Linked DNA regions of Homo sapiens: region 2 is linked to region 1. A link is an interaction called in ENCODE POLR2A ChIA-PET data of the cell type or tissue named here. Cell type or tissue: HepG2. All regions are shown on one strand. Links, peaks and the distances in the headings refer to the core of each region. The heading gives the core; the rest is flanking DNA. Region 1 overlaps STRN4 (striatin 4). Region 2 has its middle 8.0 kb from the start of HIF3A.

Region 1 (2,904 bases), core at 19-2,518:
GCAGCTGCTCACACTGCCCACTAGCTCTCCAAGGAAGGTTCTAGGGCTCCAGAAGGCAGGGATTTCCCTCTATTCACAGCTGTCTCCCCAAGCAGGGCCCAGAAACTGGGAGCTCAATACAGAATTTTTCGGGCTCCATTAAGGAAGAAGGAACAGCATGGTTCTGTGGCCCCAGGAGCGGCACGCAGCCTGTGCTGGACAAGGGTTGGTCCCAACCCTGGCCCGAGCAGTCTTTTCAGCCCATGGCCAAGTGCATGGGCTTTGCCTGGTCTCTCCAAAGCCCCCTGGTCATTCAGAGGTCCAATCACTGCTTCCCTGGTTGCTGGAGTCCACACCAGCAGCTCTGGCCTGCTGACACCGAAAGTGTGGTGGCTAATGTAGCTGGGACCGATCCTGACCTTGTGCAGGTGAGCCTGTTCTCTAAAGTCTGTCCTCCCCTTGAGAGGAGACAAAGACCTCTGAACTCTGCCCAGACAAGGTGGAGCACAGGGCCAGGTGCATGATCAAGGAGGCAGAGCCGGGCGCAGTGGCTCATGCCTGCAATCCCAGCACTTTGGGAGGCCAAGGTGGGTGGATCACCTGAGGTCCGGAGTTCAAGACCAGCCTGGTCAACGTGGTGCAACCCTGTCTCTACCAAAAATACAAAAAATAGCTGGATATGGTGGTGCGTGCCTGTAATCCCAGCTACTCGGGAGGCTGAGGCACGAGAATCACTTGAACCCAGGAGGTAGAGGTTGCAGTAAGCCAAGATCACGCCACTGCATTCCAGCCTGGGTGACAGAGTGAGACTCTTTGTCTCAAAAAAAAAAAAAAAAAAAAAAAAAAGGCAGAGAACAGGGGGACAGATGTTGAACAGAAGTGACAGTCTGGTCACTTCCCTACTTAGGTCTTAGATGCTCCAAAGAGAAAGCCCCAACGCGCTCCAGCCTGGCCCAGCTAACTCCACCTTCTCTGCTTTCTCTGGACATGCCCTCCCCTCAACCACGCAGAGACCCTGGCGGATCCCCACACACAGAGTACACGGCATGGCAGAGCAGAGGCTGCCAGGGCCAGCCACGCCTGTGCATGGGCTGCTCCCAGCCTGGGCTGCCTCAGCACTGCCTTCTGGACGCCGGCTCACAGAGATTCTCAGGCAGCTTCACCACCTCCTCCCACAGCCATCATTCCCATCCCGGCTGGCTCGTCCCTTGGCCACGCGCTGCATCGCGCTGCTCACAACAGAGCAGACAGGGGAGCCGTCACACGCACTCCTGAGGCCTGCAGTGTTGGCAAGAGGTGGACGCGACGTGTGTGTGCGTGGAGGGGACGGCCAGGCCCCAGTGGATGTGAGGGGAAGGCGGGAGGCGTTGTCCTCACCGTAGCCATCATAGGGATCCATGCTGAGGTCTGGAATCTTCCAACTATGGATGCAGGCATCTGCCCCGCCACTGTAGCAGTATTCACTGTTGCTGCCCATAGCCACAGCCAACACTGGGCCCCTGGAAGGGACAAATATGTGGAAAGGGGGATGAGACAAGCTCAGGGCCTCCCCTGGCCACAGGACCTAAGTTCCCTACTAGCATTCTTCAAGGATGGCCAAAAGGAATTCAGTGACTGGGGCTCTGGCCATGCTACCTGGACAAGCTGCCTGTCCCCTGCCCTCCCCCACCCCACCTCCATCTCCTCCCCTGAAGGGCTGTGCTGAGTACCAGCTGCCAGGGCATGTGAAAGTCAGCATGGAGCCCCAAGAACCAGGGCTGTGTATATCATGAAGGGGGCGGGGACTCAGAGCCCCCTGCTGTCCTGCCTCCTGCCGTGGGCCTCCCGCGATGGCAGTGAGCAGGTCAGGAGTCAGGCTGCATTTAGGACGAGTTTCTAGCAGGCTCAGGGGCACCTCCCTACCTGTGAGCCCGGAAAGCATGTATAGGTTCCACATCTAGCGCCGCATTCCTGTGGGATGACAGAGGAGCCTGATGTCACTGAGACCCTGTCACCCCCGTCCCCAGATGCCCCTGCCCCCGGCTCTGAGCTTGCTGCCCTCACTTCTTGGCCGTGACCGCCTTCTGCAGGTTCCAGAGCTTGAGCGTGCCGTCCTCGGAGGCGGTGAGCAGAGCCGACTGGCTGTGGTGGAAGGCCAGGGAACGAATGCCGTCGTAGTGCGAGCGCAGGGTGAACTTGGGGTTCCACGTCTTCTTAAAAGCATCTTTGCTGTCAGACAGCTGGGGTTGGGGGGAGCTGCCTCAGTGTCTTCGCATCCATCCCAGCAGTCATGCAGACACCGACACCCAGGGCTTGAGGGCCCCTGTCTTCCACCCACATGACCCTGGCAGGAATGCCCTCAGAGCCTGGGCTCCAGCCGGGAACTCTCCCCTTCCTCTGCTGGGCAGAGTCTCCATGCTCGCCCAACAAGTCCCCACACTGCGCTGGGTTCTGGAGAGACAAAGGTGAGCCTGACCCCTTGGGGTCTTGCAGTTGAGAGGAAGGGGAATGGGGGACACAACTGGACCATCCCACAAGTGTGCAGGATCATCAGCCATGAGCAGGGCAATGAATTAAAGATGCACAGAGAGACATCAGGCAGCCTGCCCTCCTCCCTGGGGGCCACTGAGGCTTTCCTGAGGAAGCACGAGCCAGCAGGACTTCACAAGATAAGGAGAGGGCCCTGGAGAGGGAAAGGGCCCGTGCAGAGGCCCTGAGGCAGCAAGGGCGAGCCCAGGCCTGAGAGGTCAGTGGTACAGGCTGCAGGAGGCAAGGAGAGTGGCAGGGGATGAGACAGGTGCTGGGTGGTGAGCCCCGGAGGAATGCGCATTTCATCCTAAGAAAAAGCCTCAGAGAAACAAGGAGCCGGGGAAGTGTTTAGAGCAGGGGAACGACATGGCTTGTTCCTGCCACCCCTGAGAGGCTCAGATTAGGGGCAGGTAAAAG
Region 2 (2,904 bases), core at 180-2,679, 440 kb before region 1:
ATTATTTTGGTGAAAATACTTCCTAGGTCTGCATCCTTCCACCAGCAGACACATCAGGTCTCGTCTTTATTGTGTGAGACTCACATCCTATTGGCCACAGGAAGTCACATGACCAAGCCTGACATCAGTGAGTCAGGGAATGTATTTGACATACTCAAGAGGACCTGTAAAGTCACATGGTACAGTCATGGATGTATAATTCTATAACAAGGAGGAAGTGGAGATTTGGAAACAATAATTCAAGCTACCATGAGGGCGTTTTTGTTTTGTTTTGTTTTGTTTTTTAATCAAATGAACTTTTCAGAAATGACTCGGTCAGATGCGGTGGCTCACGCCTGTGATCCCAGCACTTTGGTGAGGCCGAGGCAGGCGGATCGCCTGAGGTTGGGAGTTCGAGACCAGCCTGACCAACATGGAGAAACCCCATCTCTACTAAAAATACAAAATTAGCGGGGCATGGTGGGGCATGCCTGTAATCCCAGCTACTCGGGAGGTTGAGGCAGGAGAATCGCTTGAACCCAGGAGGCAGAGGTTGCAGTAAGCCGAGATCACAGCACTGCACTCCAGCCTGGGTAACAAGAGCGAAACTCTGTCTCCAAAAAAAGAAAAAGAAATGACTTACGCCTGTAATCCTAGCACTCTGGGAGCTGAGATGGGAGGATCGCTTGAGACCAGGAGGTCCAGACCAGCCTGGGCAACATGGCAAGACCCTGTCTCTACAAATAATTTTAAAAATTAGCTGGGTGTGGTGGTCTGCGCCTGTGGTCCCAGCTACTCAGGAAGCTGAGGCAGGAGGATCACTTGAGCCCTGGTCAAGGCTGCAGTGAGCTGTGTTCATGCTACAGTACTCCAGCCTGGGCGACAGAGCAAGATCCTCTCTCAAAAGAAGGAAATAAGCCAGATGCAGTGGCTCACACCTGTAATCCCAGCACTTTGGGAGGCCAAGGCAGGCAGATCACCTGAGGTCAGGAGTTCGAGACCAGCCTGGCTAACATGGTGAAACCCCGTCTCTACTAAAAATACAAAAATTAGCCGGACATAGTGGCGCACACCTGTAATCCCGGCTACTCGGGAGGCTGAGGCACGAGAATTACTTGAATATGGGAGGCAGAGGTTGTAGTGAGCTGAGATTGCCATTGCACTCCAGACTGGGCAACAGAGTGAGACTCCATCTCAAAAAAAAAAAAAAAAAAGAAATGAAGGAAGGAGGAAGGAAGGAAGGGAAGGGGAAGGGAAGGAAGAGAGACAGAGAGAGAAGGAGAGGAAGGGAGGGAGGGAGGGAGGGAGGGACGGACAGACGGACGGACGGAACTAACTCTATGAGTCACAGAGAGGTTAAGTAATTTGTTCAAGGTTCTGCAGCTGGTAAATGATGGGATTAGAATGCAGGCAGCCTGGCTCCAGAGTCCACTATAGGAAAACATTGGAGCCCACTTAATGGGGCTGCTGTGACATTCCAATGTGAACAGGAATGCCAAGGGCTCAGGACAGCGCTTGGCACAGGATCTGTGCATCATGCTTGGAACTGGTGCTGTTTATTTCCATCACCTGATTCTGGGTTGGCCTTGGCTTGGGTTTGGAGGGATTTTCTGCCCCTGGCAGTGTTCCAGGGGTGGCAGCTGGACTTTTTAAATCCAAGGACCTTGTTAGGAGTCAGAGTTGGGCAAGGGGAGACTGGAGATAAAATCCGATCACAAGAGGTAGCTATGAATAGGTCAGGAGCAATTCTCCCCAGCCTTGAGCAGTAGGGAGGATGAGTCAACAGAAGTGAACTCACCCTTCCTACTTGTTATAGAATTATACATCCATGACTGTACCATGTGACTTTACATGTCTTCTTGAGTATGTCAAATACATTCCCTGACCCACTGAGGTCAGGGTTGGTCATGTGACTTCCTGTGGCCAATAGGATGTGAGTCATACCCAATAAAGATAACCAGACCTGATGGTAAGTAGAATATCCATGAAGATGTGCAGGAGACCATGGCCAGCAACACTGGCTTATCAGAACTGGGTTCATGCACAGGTCTGAGTTTTTGTTGCTGAACCCTCTTTCCCTGTCAATAAGACAAGCATTTATTCCCCAGTATCCCAAGGCCTATGACTCCACCTCCAGGCTGCCACTCATAGGTGGAGCTCACCTGGCACCTGCGGCTGGAACATCTACTTATCACCTTTCCATGTGGCTCCTTGGGCTTCCTCACATCATGGCAGCTAGGTCCCAGGGGCTATGGGACCTAGCTAGATATTGTGCTTCATAGCTAGATACGGTGCTATGAAGAGTGTGGCAGTTGACATTTCCTGGAAATGGTCACAGTAATATTTTGAGTCTCACATGCTCTCCCTTGTGGTAGCTTGCCCCTCCCATCAAAAGGCAGAGTATTTTCCTTTTCTTGAAGCTGGGCAGAACTTTGTGATTGCCTTGACAGAGGGGAAAAAAAGGGTTGGGGGGGTGCAGAAGTGACACTATATGCCTGTGTGACTTCCAAGGCTAAGTCATAAAAGCAGACACGGCTTTTTCTTGTCCTTTCCCTTCCCTTCCCTTCTCTCTCTCAGCCTCCCTCTCCCTACCCCTTCCCCACCACTGGCCTCTGGGACCTAGCTGCCATGATATGAGGAAGCCCAAGCAGCCACAGGGAAAGGTCACAAGTAGAAGTTCCAGCCACAGGGCCCAGGTGAGGTCCCAGCTGATAGGCAGCATCAACTGCCAGACAGGTGAGTGAGAAAGCTTCAGATCATTCCAGTCCACAGCCTTTTAAGCCACCCCAAGGGGTGTCAAGTGCAGCAAAGATGAGCCATACCTGCTGAGCCCTGCCCAGATTGCAGATCTGTAAGCAAAGCAAATCTTTTCACTGGGGTGGTTTGTAAACTAGGGAAGTTCCAGCTCTTTCCTAGTTGAAGACT

Evidence for each region. ChIA-PET counts read pairs that join two places held together with the same protein. Peaks named below come from ENCODE experiments on the same cell type or tissue, not always from the same donor. Only the 100,000 strongest peaks of a DNase experiment are listed, where the experiment ranks them.
Region 2: POLR2A ChIA-PET joins it to region 1 with 6 read pairs; 2 of 35 experiments call an interaction of 5 or more read pairs at or near these places.

Annotation. Positions count from the first base shown.
Region 1 is chr19:46,723,451-46,726,354 of GRCh38, forward strand. STRN4 (striatin 4) reads right to left here. Exons shown (of 18, transcript NM_013403.3): 10 at 2,023-2,198; 11 at 1,882-1,929; 12 at 1,357-1,478. Among named protein-coding and RNA genes, the nearest start is that of PRKD2, 7.8 kb to the left of the region's middle. RefSeq lists an enhancer at 1,895-2,439. In HepG2, for the core only: no CTCF peak of the experiment used is centred there; no DNase peak of the experiment used is centred there.
Region 2 is chr19:46,287,632-46,290,535 of GRCh38, forward strand. No RefSeq gene overlaps it. Among named protein-coding and RNA genes, the nearest start is that of HIF3A, 8.0 kb to the right of the region's middle. In HepG2, for the core only: no CTCF peak of the experiment used is centred there; DNase peaks (open chromatin) are centred at 1,380 and 1,790.